2 separate regions of the Homo sapiens genome follow, and region 2 is linked to region 1. Evidence: chromatin contacts called from ENCODE Hi-C or POLR2A ChIA-PET data. All regions are on one chromosome and are shown on one strand. Each heading gives the region's core, a stretch centred on a gene start or an enhancer-like site at or near the end of the contact. The rest is flanking DNA. Distances are from core to core; before and after follow the strand shown.

The links. Hi-C counts contacts between places; a loop is a spot of excess contacts on that map. ChIA-PET counts read pairs that join two places held with the same protein, here RNA polymerase II (POLR2A). Pooled maps may share reads with other maps.
Region 2: a pooled map shows a loop between it and region 1 (3-fold over the local background). The contact joins two enhancer-like sites. A Hi-C loop is called at or near these places in 3 of 168 maps with a recorded cell type or tissue (K562, ascending aorta and endodermal cell), 1 of 37 single-sample maps with no recorded cell type and 6 of 50 pooled maps. POLR2A ChIA-PET finds 5 or more read pairs at or near these places in 11 of 52 experiments (AG04449, Caco-2, H1 and 8 more).

The regions. Positions count from the first base shown.
Region 1 is chr5:154,645,375-154,652,295 of GRCh38, reverse strand. No RefSeq gene overlaps it. Among named protein-coding and RNA genes, the nearest start is that of MIR1303, 37 kb to the left of the region's middle. RefSeq lists enhancers at 4,658-4,767, 4,429-5,091. Within about 2 kb of position 4,860, at least 6 of the 41 ENCODE cell types and tissues checked have a DNase peak (open chromatin) inside an H3K27ac peak, as active enhancers do.
Region 2 is chr5:154,782,657-154,789,018 of GRCh38, reverse strand. The region is part of intron 1 of LARP1 (La ribonucleoprotein 1, translational regulator); the gene reads right to left. Among named protein-coding and RNA genes, the nearest start is that of LARP1, 30 kb to the right of the region's middle. RefSeq lists enhancers at 4,260-4,319, 4,530-4,749, 4,770-5,029. Within about 2 kb of position 5,023, at least 8 of the 41 ENCODE cell types and tissues checked have a DNase peak (open chromatin) inside an H3K27ac peak, as active enhancers do.

The DNA of each region.
Region 1 (6,921 bases), core at 3,611-6,110:
CTGGGATTATAGGCGTGAGCCACCTCACCTGGACTTTTCTTTTTGAGATGGAGTCTTGTCCTGTCACCCAGGCTGCAGTGCAATGGCACGATCTCAGCTCACTGCAACCTCTCCCTGCTGGGTTCAAGCAATTCTCCTACCTCAGCCTCCTAAGTAGCTGGAACTATAGGCACGTGCCACCATGCCCAGCTAATTTTTTGTATTTTTAGTAGAGATGGGGTTTCACCATGCTGGCCAGGCTGGTCTCGAACTCCTGACCTTGTGATCTGCCTGCCTTGGCCTCCGAGAGTTCTGGGATTACAGGTGTGAGCCACCGTGCCCGGCCCCATGCAAACTCATGACTGATCACCTGCAAGGAAGAGTGAAGCTCATTTTGTTTTAAGGTAGCTTAGTCTATTACTAAATTGTTTACTAAAACTTTTTTCATATTATTAATAAATTAGCAAAAAAAAAAAAATAATAAACATTGATAACCTCCAGGGTTGGCCAAGCCATGAGGAAACAGGCTCTGTCCGGCACCATGGGTGGGATGAAAATGGGCACAACCCACCTGTGAGTGACCAGCATCTTTACCAACCCCAGCTACACACACCCCACAACCCAGGGGTCACACGCCTGGGAGTCTACTGACAGAAACACCATCACAGTGACATCTGTTTGTGGATATTTCTGGAACATTTTTCTTTGTTTTTTGGTAAAAGCAAAAAATTAGAAGTAATTCAGATGACTAGCCACAGAGGGTTTATTACCTAGACATTTTGTGATCCACCCACACTATAGAATACTGTACAGATGCCAAAAAGAATGGATTCCTTGGAAATGTTTCTAAGATTCACTGGCAGGTGAAAGAAGAAAATTAAAGAATAAAATGGGCCAGGCGCGGTGGCTCACGCCTGTAATCCCAGCACTTCGGGAGGCCGAGGCAGGTGGATCACTTGAGGTCAGGAGTTTGAGACCAGCCTGGCCAACATGGTGAAGCCCCGTCTCTACGAAAAAATACAAAAATTAGCTGGGTGTGGTAGCTCGCCTGTAATTCCAGCTACTCGGGAGGCTGAGGCGCGAGAATCGCCGCTTGAACCTGGGAGATGGAGGTTGCAGAGATGGCGCCATTGCACTCCAGCCTGGGCAACAGAGTGAGACTCTGTCTCAAAAAAAAAAAAAAAAAAAAAAAAAAGAATAATATGTATGATCAGAATTCTAAAAACACACACAAACAAAATTACTCCCATTACTCCCCTTTTCTCTAAAAATATCTATACAGCAACTCAGGTATATTGGCATAGAAAACTTTTAGAAGTATTCATACCACACGTTTAACTTAATTCATGTCATTTTCTAGCTGTGTGGCCCTTAGGAAGTCATACCTCTCAGCCCCAGTCTCCGCCTTTGTAAACTGGTAATAGCAAATCTCACATATGGTTGTGACGAGAATATAACTAGTTCTTGTAAATCACTTGGCACATAAATACTTAGTAAAAGAACGCAGGAGGCCGGGTGTGGTGGCTCACGCCTGTAATCCCAGCACTTTGGGAGGCCGAGGCAGGCGGATCACCTGAGGTCGGAGGTTTGAGTTCAAGACCAACCTGGCCAACATGGAGGAACACTGTCTCCACTAAAACTACAAAAAAAAAAAAAAAAAAAAAAATTAGCCGGGCTTGGTGGCGCATGCCTGTAATCCCAGCTTTTCGGGAGGCTGAGGCAGGAGAATCGCTTGAACCCGGGGGGCGTTAAGTTGTGGTGAGACGAGATGGCGCCATTGCACTCCAGCCTGGGCAACAAGAGTGAAATTTCGTCTCAAAAATAAAAAGTAAAAATAAAAAATAATGCAGGAATACAATTTCATCTAAATAAGCAAATTAATTTTTAGGAATACATTTTCAGCTAAGCGCAAAGGCTGGCTCGTCTGCCTGTCTTTGCTGCCACCTAGTGGTAACAGGTAGGAAAGCGCATATTGGAAGGCTTGCTTTTTTTTCTTTATTTATGACACAATTTATTCAAGGCCTACAATGTATCCGGCACACACCACGCCTGTACCTTCTCAGTTTTCTTATCTGAAGAATGGGGGTAATAAATGAACTGACCCCATAAGTTTGTGAGGATAAAATGCAATAATGCATGTAAAGCATTTAACATTGGCTGTAACACAAAAGAATGCTCTAGAAATGGTAATTATTGGTGTTTACACATGCATAATTTAATTTAGGAAATCAGTATTATACCCATTTTTCTGTGTGAGAAATTTGAGGCTCAGAGAAATCAAAGTAACTTGCCTAAGGCTACTGAGCTAACTAGAGGAGGGTCTGAGATTAGAATCTAGGTCTGGGCAACACAGCCAGAGAAAAAGAAAAAAGAAAAAAATACAAAAAAGAAAAAAATAGCCGTGTGTGGTGGTGCACATCTGTAGTCCCAGCTACTTGGGAGGCTGAGGTGGGAGGACCGCTCGAGCCCAGGAGGTTGAGGCTGCTCTAAGCCGAGATTTTGTCACTGCACTTCAACCTAGGCGCAGAGCAAGATCTCATCTCAAAACAAACAAACAAAAAGGAATCTAGGTCTGTCCTGGGGCTGCCTCATCACCCTTAAGATACCATCTCACATGACCTCCTGAAAAGGAGTTGGTTTTTGGATTCCACAGACCAAGAGCATTTAAAAATACCCAGATGTATTGGTTATCTATTGCTGCATAATGAATTACCCTAAAACCCAGTGGGCACAGATTCACTGGCTCCTCCACTGCAGGTATCTCACAGGTGCTATTCAGGGTGTTGGCCACACAGGGTGGGGTCAGGGCACACTTGTTACATGTGAGTGCCTCCTGAAATTTTACATGCTGCGCCTTAAGGTTCCTTAAGTAGCCTTAAGGTTCAACTGGGGAACCACCTGCTTCCAGCTTACCTGGCTGTTGGCAGGACTCAGTTCCTCCAGGGCTGTTGGATTGAGGCCCTCAGTACCCCTAGCTGTTGGTCAGAGACCACCAGCTCCTTACTACATCATTGGCTGACCTTTTTTTTTTTTTTTTTTGAGACGGAGTTTTGCTCTGTTGCCCAGGCTGGAGTGCAATGGCTCGATCTCAGCTCACTGCAACCTCTGCCACCTGGGTTCAAGCGATTCTCCTGCCTCAGCCTCCCGAATAGCTGGGATTACAGGTGCCAGGCACCATGCCCGGGTAATTTTTGTATTTTCAGTAGAGATGGGGTTTCACTATGTTGGCCAGGCTGGTCTCGAACCCCTGACCTCATGATCCGCCCGCTTCGGCCTCCCAAAGTGCTGAGATTACAGGCGTGGGCCACCGCGCCCAGCCTGGCTGCTTTTTCAGTGTGGCAGTTTGTTTCATCAAAGTGTGCAAGCCAAGAAGAGCAAAAGTCAGCTGGCAAGATGGAAGTCACAGTCATTGCTAATCTAATCACAGAAGTCATTATTGCGACATTCTGTTTCTTAGAAGCAAGTCACCAGCCCCAGCCACTCTGGAGGGGAGGGGATCATACAAAGGCTTGAATATCAGGAGGAGGGGACTGCGGAAGGCCATTCTAGAGCCTTCCTGTCACACTGGAGTTGCCTGTCAACTTTTAATTTTGCTAAATAACATTTATTTACTTATCTATTTATTTTTTTTTTTTGAAACAGAGTCAAACTCCGTAACCCAGCCTTGAGTGCAGTGGTGCGATCTCATCTCGGCTCACTGCAACCTCTGTCTCCCGGGTTCAAGCAATTCTCCTGCCTCGGGTTCCCGAGTAGCTGGGGCTACAGGTGAGCACCGGCCCGCCCGCCTAATTTTTGTATTTTTTAATAGAGACGGGGTTTCACTATGTTGGCCAGTCTGGTCTCCTGGCCGCAGGTGATCCGCCCGCCTCCCAAAGTGCTAGGATTACCTGGGGCGTGAGCCACTGAGCCAGGCTGATCCACTGCACCCGGTAACCCAAGAACATTTAGAAAATCAACTCCCGGCCAGGCACAGTGGCCCAGGGCTGTAATCCCAGCACTTTGGGAGGCTGAGGCTGGGGGATTGCTTGAGCCCAGGAGTTCGAGACCAGTCTGGGCAATATAGAGAAACCTCGTCTCAATTCAAAATAAATAAATAAGAAAAAAGAAAACTCCCAGCCCTGGTTACCATCATTTCATAAAAGAAATGGACATTTTAACAACTAGATACAAACAGGAAATTTCAGAATAAAGGCTAGTCCCTTGTGGTTGAGTAAATACAGCTCTATTAGAAGCTTCCACATTGCTCTGAGATTTCTCACCGAGCAGCATTCTGGTGCCTAGACTAGCCCTGGGAACCTCCAGGGGCCTGCACACCCGCCAGGGGAAAGAGAGAGGAGGACATGGGTAGGGCCTGCCTGAGACCACACTGTGCCCAGCACTTCAAAAAAAAAAAACGGCTGGCTGAATGAATAGTAAATGTACAACCTCATGTGGAAGTGTCTCACTTATCTTCAGCTTCTAGAGGAGGAAACCGGGCCCCGTAAGGCTAAATGGCGGGTCTCAAAGTTTTAGGGATGGAAAGGGGATTAATATTTGCAGGGTGCTTTGCCAGCCACCACAGCCCCAGTGCCATTTTAGCACCCTGCAAACAAGTCCTGAGAGGGCAAGCAAGCTGCTGACGGGGACTCGAGCGGCTGTGGGAAAAGGGACCTGCGGTGGTTCAGGAAAGCAGCCTTAAGTGACCGAGCCTGGACGCGCCAGGCACAGTGTGGGAAGAGTGCCATTCAATCCTCCGCGTAACCCTGGCGGGGCCGGGCTAAGAAGCGCTTACCCAAGCGCAGGAGACAGGAGCTGAGCACAGCGTCGGGAGCTTGCGAGATCACCTGGCTGGGATGAGGTCATCTAAGGTTTAAGAGCGCGGTCGTCTGAGTCTAAAGTCCAGCTCTTTATCTCTGCCGCCGGGGATCCTGGGGCGTAGTGTAAAGGAGGCGGGTGGCTAGGGTCACGTGGCTGATCACCCCAAGAGAAGTCAACCCCAGGCGGGCGGTTACGACGCTCATGCTCCTTAGTGGTCTTCATTTCCGTAATGAGGGGCCGGAGGTGACGGTGCAGCAGGCGGGAGCCAGGGTAAACTTCACCCAGGTGGCCCCAGTGCGAAGGCAGCGAGGCCCTACAGCAAATGGCCAAGGCCGCCTCAGAGGCAAAGCTGCTCTCCCTTTCTCTTTGCTGCCCCATTCTCCCAGTTCCTCCTCAGCCCGGGCCTCCGGGAGCCTTCTGCTGGAAGAGATGTGCTTTCTTTTTTTAGTTTCTTGAGTTTTTTTAGAGACGAGGTCTCGCTCTTCTGCCGCCCAGGTTGGAGTGCAGTGGGGCGAACACGGCTCACTGCAGCCTCCAGCTCCTGGGCTCCAGCAAGCCTCCCGCCTGGGACCAAAGGAGCGCTCCACGGGGCGGGGGCCGCTGTGCGCTTTCTTACTTTGCCCTTTTCATCGCATATTCGGTTGTTCACCCGCGACTTCCTTTCCCGAGGAGCGACGGCGGCGGGGGCTTCTCTCTGCAACCACCACCGGCCCAGAGGAGAGCCCTTGACCAAGGACATCACGAGTACGAAATGACCAAATTTGTTCAGTATTGACTGTATCTAGGAGTATCCTACTCTCAAATAACCCACATGCAAAATCCTGAGGCGGAAGCTACCTTCATCCCTGTTTACAAAACAAACAAACAAAAAACAAAAAAACCCAGGAACCAAAAGATTGAGCAAGGTGTCCAAACCACACAGTTGGTATTTGGTGTCACGTTGGAAGGAGGAAAGGCCACAATTAAAAATTGTTATTCCCGCCGGGTGTGGTGGCTTACACCTGTAATCCCAGCACTTTGGCAGGCTCAGGCAGGTAGATCATCTAAGATCGGGAGTTTGAGACCAGCCTGACCAACATGGTGAAACCCCGTTTCTACTAAAAATACAAAAATTAGCTGGGTGTGGTGGCGCATGCCTGTAATCCCAGCTACTTGGGAGGCTGAGGCAGGAGAATCGCTACAACCCAGGAGGCGGAGGTTCTGGTGAACCGAGATCGTGCCATTGCACTCCAGCCTGGGAAACAAGAGCGAAACTCCATCTCAAAAAAAAAAAAAAAAAAAACCCAAAATTTGTTATTCTTGCGTTCAAGGCATTGTGCTAACACTTTTCTTTTTTTTTTGGAACGAAGTTTCGCTCTTGTTGCCCAGTCTGGAGTGCAGTGGCACGATCTCTGCTCACTGCAACCTCTGCCTCCTAGGTTCAAGTGATTCTCCTGCCTCAGCCTCCTGAGTAGCTGGGATTACAGGTGCCGGCCACCATGCCCGGCTAATTTTTGTGTATTTAGTAGAGACGGGGTTTCACCATGTTGACCAGGCTGGTCTTGAACTTCTGACCTCAGTTGATCCACCTGCCTCGGCCTCCCAAAGTGCTGGGATTACAGGCGTGAGCCACCATGCCCGGTTTGTGCTAACACTTTTCTAGGCATTATCTCATTTAATTACCAGCAGAGGGTGAGTGCTTTAACTCTTTAGAGGAAGCTTAGAGAGGTTGACAGGCCTGCCCAGGCTTATTAGCTGGAGTGTGGATGGACCCACAGCTGACCCTCCTCAGCAGAGCACTCCAGTACCTGCAAAACTGTGGGCAGATGTCTGTGATTCTGAGATCGATTGGGAGTTGGGGTCCGGCTTTTCTTTTCTTTCTTTTTTTTTTGAGTTGTAGTTTCACTCTTGTTGCCCAGGCTGGAGTGCAGTGACAGTGATCTCAGCTCACTGCAGCCTCCACCTCCCCAGCTCAAGTGATTCTCCTGCCTCAACCTCCTGAGTATCTGGGACTACAGGTGACCACCACCATGCCTGGCTAATTTTTTGTATTTTTAGTAGAGACGGGGTTTCACCATGTTGTCCAGGCTGGTCTCGAACTCCCAACCTCAGGTGATCCGCCCGCCTTGGCCTCCCAAAGTTCTAGGATTACAGGCATGAGCCACT
Region 2 (6,362 bases), core at 3,774-6,273, 140 kb before region 1:
GCTGGTGTCAAATGCCTGACCTCAAGTAACCTACCTGCCTCAGCCTCCCAAAGTGCTGGGATTACAGGCGTCAGCCACTACGCCTGGCTAAAGTTTTTTAAAAATCCTTCTTGTAAAACAAAAATGTGCACATGCACACACATACAGTACAAACTCTAGAACGACATGTAAGAACTATCAGAAATTAAACATAACATTTACAGGGACTTCAGTTTTTCAACAAAGACAGACATGGGCTTTTATCAAAAACAAATGTCTTAATTTTTTTTTTTTTTAAGGAAGTTGTTCTAGTAGGTCCAGTCCCTTCTACATCCACACTTCTTTTCCCAACACCATTCTGAAAAACAAGAATTTCTGTGCCCCTTCCTCCCCCAGAAACCCACAGGAAAAGATACATCCTGTGGCTCTGCTCACCGACTTCTCCCCTATCACTTTGCCTGTACTGTTGGCCAGCCATGCCAGGGCGAGAGCTGCCCCCAAACCCCGAGCAGCAGAGAAATTTGCCCGGCTGGCTTGGAAAGGAATGTTCTAACTCCTTGATCAGACCCATGTTCCCTTAATGAGTAGAGAGTGTCCTTGCCTGACTCCTCACTGTGAGGCCACTGCTCTCCTGGCTTCCACCCCCTACCGGAGCCACTACCCCCTCAAGATACCCCACATGCCTTTGAGAGCTGGAGCTGTGGAACCCAGCCAACAGCATCCCACACCCCCAGTGCAGGGCAATGGTGAACCAGAAAATCTCAATCCCAAGAGGATAGAGTTCTTAGGCCCAAGGGGCCATTCTGCACCCATACTCCTGGGACTCCTGGGTTAGCCTGGATGAGCCTAATACCATCTAGTCCCCTGACAAAATCTTCTTCTGTGTCAAACCAGGACCAGGTTCATATATACCTACACTATGGCTGGTAATCACTTCTCCCAGTACCCAGCAACACTGTGTGCAAGCTACCAGGAGAGCAGGCCAAAGGGCCTGTGTACCACCAACGCCAACTTCACTAACAGGATGTTATAAAGAGAAATCAGGTAGAGGGCAAGGTATTCCTGAAGACTTTTCCTTAAAAAGGTGAGGCAAAGTCAGATCATTGTTTGATCACAAAAGGAGATGGTAAAGTATTGAAAGCTCAGTCTCCAATCAAAGTGCCATGAAAAGACCTCACTGATTCCCTAGTCTGCCACCAATCCCAAGCTGATGAGAATACAAACAGTCTGAGCATACACATGAATATTCTTAAATTAGTCCTGTGTGAGTTTGTTGAAAAAGGTCCATCCCCAGGTTCCTCTGTCCTGAAAACCCACGGTGCCCTGCTCTTTCTCTGCTCCCAGGTAGGGCTTCAGGTTGCCCCTGACAAGGAGAAAAAAACCCCCAGAAAGGCAGAAAAAGCCAATGGGGAGCAAGAGCCACTTCTGCCTTTAAAATCTAAAATTCATAGATTTGTTAAAATACTACTGGGCTTCAAGGAAACCCAGAATGGCTCAGATGAGCTGCTGTCAGGCCCTGCAAGAGACCAGAAAGACGACTAGGCTTTCTGATGAATTCAATTATCCATCTCAGCCACCAACCCTCACCAGGTAACCACTGGAGCACGTGTGCACACGTGCACACAGGTACACACAAGCACACACAGAATATACAGGTTCAGCTGGGCCTGGCATCTGTAATGGCCGCCAATGCAAACCAATCCTTTGCACAGGCACCAATCCCCATGTCCAGCACCATCCCAGCCAAATCAGGGGATAATTCTCCTCCTTCTACCCCTGCATTCTGAAACCTGCATGCCTGCTGCCACTGACCCAACGCCCAGTCAGGAAACACCATTCACTTGGTCAAGAAAACAGTTATAGCCAGACACGGTGGCTCACGCCTGTAATCCCAGCACTTTGGGAGGCCGAGGTGGGTGGATCACCTGAGGTTCGGAGTTTGAGACCAGCCTGAGCAACATGGAGAAACCCCATCTCTACTAAAATTACAAAATTAGCTAGGTGTGGTGGCACATGCCTGTAATTCCAGCTACTTGGGAGGCTGAGGTGGGAGAATCACTTGAACCCAGGAGGCAGGAGGTTGTGGTGAGCAGAGATTGCACCATTGTGCTCCAGCCTGGGCAACAAGAGCAAAATTCCATCCCAAAAAAAAAAAAAAGAAAACAATCATAGAATGAAGGGACCATAGTTCTAATCCACTCAACTTGTAGACAGGGAACTGAGGCCAGAAAAAGGGAAGGGGCTTCCTCAAGACTAGCTGCAGAGCCAGGATGAAAGCTGTAGGTCTTGACTCCCTTGCCAGAGCTCCTCAACAGCTCACCAGAAATTCCATGGAGCCCAATGGTTTCCATGTGTCTACTGGCGAGGAATGGGTCAAAAGCCTTCTTAGTGTAATCTTAGAGCACTTCCCTTGTTTTTCTGAGTAAACAGTTACTGATGACTGGGCCCAGCAGCTTATCTGTCCACAGGTCTCCGAGGCCCAGACTGTAGCAGGGTGGATGGCAGACAGAGTCCCTAGGAGGGTCTTCTTCCTCAACTAAGGCAAACCAGCCCTAAAGGGTATCTGGAAGAGAAGGAAAACCACCTTCTGTCCCAGAGGACCATAGCCAGGAGCCAGTACTAATTCTGGTAATTCTAGTTCCAGGGGGTCCGGGGGCTTCTTAAATACACACAAGCCTTTGTTAAAAATGAAGCATACCAGCCGGGTGCAGTGGCTCATGCCTGTAATCCCAGCATTTTGGGAGGCCGAGGCGGGCAGATTACCTGAGGTCAGGAGTTAGAGACCAGCCTGGCCAACATGGTGAAACTCTGTCTATACTAAAAATACAAAAAATTAGCCGGGTGTGGTGGGCGCCTGTATTCCCAGCTACTCAGGAGGCTGAGGCAGGACAGTCGCTTGAACCCGGGAGGCGGAGGTTGCAGTGAGCTGAGATCGCGCCACTGCACTCCAGCTTGGGTGACAAGAGTGAAACTCCATCTCAAAAAAAAAAGTGAAGCATACCAAAATTGCTATGTGCAAGAAGCAATCTGAATATGGTGGTGTTGAGAACACTAGAGGACTTTTCTGGCAACTATCTGCATGGCAAACCCACTATTTTCACTTGGATTACTTAAGGTTATTTTGAGTGTCAAGGAGCAGGGAGCTGATGCTACTACTGCTAATGAAGGATGAAGAGAAATGAGGGGTAGAAGGTGGGTGCTGAGGAATGGCAGGGCAGAGAGGAATTACTAACTGGGATGGTTGGAATAGGGATGGCGGCTCCTCTGTAAAGTGGAGTGGTTAATGACCACACGACCTCGAATGTCTAACCCCGAGATTCTTTAAGCCTCTATTTTCAAGTGTGTCTAACACCCCCTCATTCAAAGACCACCTAGGAAAGTCAGAGGGCCCCATTAAGCACATGGACTTTGCTATGGGATGGACTTAGGGTGGAGTCCCTACCTACTCTGCTCCTCACAGGGTCCCTCTGAACTTCACCTTCCTCTGTAAAATTGAAGTCATAGTTACATGGCTGCTGGAACAGTTAAACAAACAGAGCATACTAAGAGTACCTAGCACACAATAAATGCCCAACAAATGCTAATATTACAATTCACAAAGGAAGCTTACTATTTCCAAGCAATCGCCACCCTCACTCTGAGATAGAGATGGGGATGGGGGGAGATACACCAAATCATCTCTCAAAATGAAAGAATCAGAATGTACGGGAAAAACTCTTGGGGTGATTAATTGGTTCAATTCATACAGTCCAGACTGCAAATGAGGCCACCCACCTCACCTGGCTCTTCTGAGCGGTAATCCATGCCCACTGGATGGGGATACCACACCACCACATTGCCCTTCAGAGACAGGAGGCACCTGGGCCCCAGGGCAAGTTTCCCCAGGAAAGAGGAAGGCTTCCAAACTTTGTAGTTTAAAATGAGGAAAGACAGATGGGGGAATTTATCACAGGTCCCCCAGGGGTGCTTTGACATAAAGCCCTGCTTTGTTAGGGAGGAAGGAAGAACATGGCGAAGGCTGACAAGAGTTCCCTTTCAGTTGAAATTCAGTCATTCCACTTTTTACTCAGAACAGAAAAGGAAAACAGGCCAGGCTCAAGGAGTCTCTCTCAGCCTACTAAACCCATAACCCTGGCCAGTACACAGCCAGATAAAAAGATTTAAAAGTGTTTTCACTATTGTCTTCTTCTCAAAAGATCCTAAGGCTGCCGACCTTTGAAACAAAAACTACCCAGAGGTTCCAGATGTGAAGGTCTGAGGAGCAAGAACTTGGTTCAACCAACAGGTAGAAAGCACATGGGTGATTCAAACTCATCAGGTCACAGTAAAAAGATCTGGTAAGAGGCAGAGAGAAGCTAGAATTAAAACTGAGGGACCTGTGCATGAAAGGTGAGAAAAGGCTGAGCTATTCAAAGAAAGCCTTCAGGACCCAGAGTGGGTGACTAGAAGGACTACCAGATTTCAGGCCTGAACACTGCCAGGAAAATTAGGAAGACCAAATGCTTATTTGGGGACTGGTATCATCTCCTGGAGATTGGCATCTGAAAAGGCTGTTTACCAGAGAGCTAAGAACTACTACCTTGAGAACAAGGTAATCTGTTGGGTTTAGGGGCTGTATTACATTCACACTCACCCATCTGCTACCATACACTTGGCCGTTAGGTCGACCTCCTTCGGGTAGACCTCCCAGACCTCAAGTGTGGTGAAGCACCCTGCTATGTGCTCCCACGGTATTGTAAATGTTAAATGGGCTGGTTACTTATCTGCCCCTCCCCTGGGGGCAGGGACCACAGGGCTGCTTTCACAGCAGTACCCCAGTGTCTAGCTCAGGGCCTGGCAACACAGCAGACACTTGTTTAATGAATAGCGACTTCACACCAGAAGAGGCTTTGCTTGTCAAGTGCTAATTCCTGAGGTTATAGCCTCAACCCTTAGCCTTCAGCTGGGGCCCTCCCAAATACAGAGAAATTGCTAGTGTCCTAGAAACTGCTGGCTCCCAGAGGAACGCAGGCCCTAGCCCAGCTTTGACTCACAGGCAACCCAACTGCCTGATATCAGTGCTGCGCCTCAGTCCAGAATGCAACACTCACCAGTTGTATAACCCTTGGGAGCATTACCTACCATTCTACCCCAGCGTCACCCTCCTTACTAATATTGGGTCTACAGGTGTGAGAACAGAAAGACAGATCTCAACCACTGAGATTTCTCACCAAAGCACAAGAAATGCTAGCAGCAAATCGCAGATGCACGAATTACACGTGTAAATAATATGTAGTGAGCATTTACTAGATACCACACACTGTTCTAAACTCTGGGCATGGATTCTCTTAATCTTGATCGTGTTGAATTAGTTTCTTTCATTGGTCCCATTTTAAAACGAGGAACCCAAGACACATGGTGGAAAGGTTATTTGCCAAGATAACAGCCAGCAAAGAGAGGAACAGGATTTGGAGCCAAGCAGTCTGACTCTAAAACCTGTGCTCTTAACCACTAAAAGGAGGTGGAAGAGAAGCTAAGGGGTATAAGTTACAACCTTATTGTAGCCAACAGGACAGTTTCTCAATAGCAGGGATGCCTGGGCATCATTCTACATACTGGGGAAAACCAAAGCCTGTTGCAGGGAAGCCTAAGCTAACAGCTGGACAAGTGGCACCTCGGTGGTTGGAAGTGCCTAGTTTCCCTACCCAGAGAGGCAAGGGAAACTACCACCAAGCACACCCAGTTTGAGTCTAACTCCAGCACTCTGGCACTGGCAGCACTATGAAGAAAGAGACATTCCTTCCAGACCCACCTCCCAGTTCCTCTCAGTTCTCCCAGAGGCTGCTCAGGGGGATCCAGCTGACATGGATTGTGCCCCACCCTCAGCCCCCAGATATAAGGAAGGCCACCACTATCTCCCTAAGCCTGTGTCCAGGGACCCTGACTGTGGAAGGCAGCAATACCATCTGAAGGGAGGGTGAGGCAGGCAGGAAAGAGTGCCTGGGTTATACTACCCACCTGTGCCTGTCCCTCCCAGGCCAGCCTGGGGACAGATTAACTGAAAAGCCTGGCTACTTTCAGCTGTCATTCATCCTGGGGATGGGGTGGAGTCATAGAGGGGAGCCTGGAGACCCACAGGCCTTTCCTCCCATACTGACTGACCCCAGGACCCCCTAAGCAGGAACATTCTTCTATGGAGTAAAGAGAATGCCATGTTAGCCCTCCTCACCTTGGTCACCAGCTGCTGCTGTCGGTACCATCTCTCAGAGGCCTCTCTGCCCAGTCCTCCCACCCAAATTTCCCTAGACCTGCGGATGAAATGCAGGAGGGGCTGGAAGGGCATTCTTAGGGAGAGGAGTGGGCAGAGAAAGGGAAGGAGAGAAATGTTCAGGTCAGATCATCTT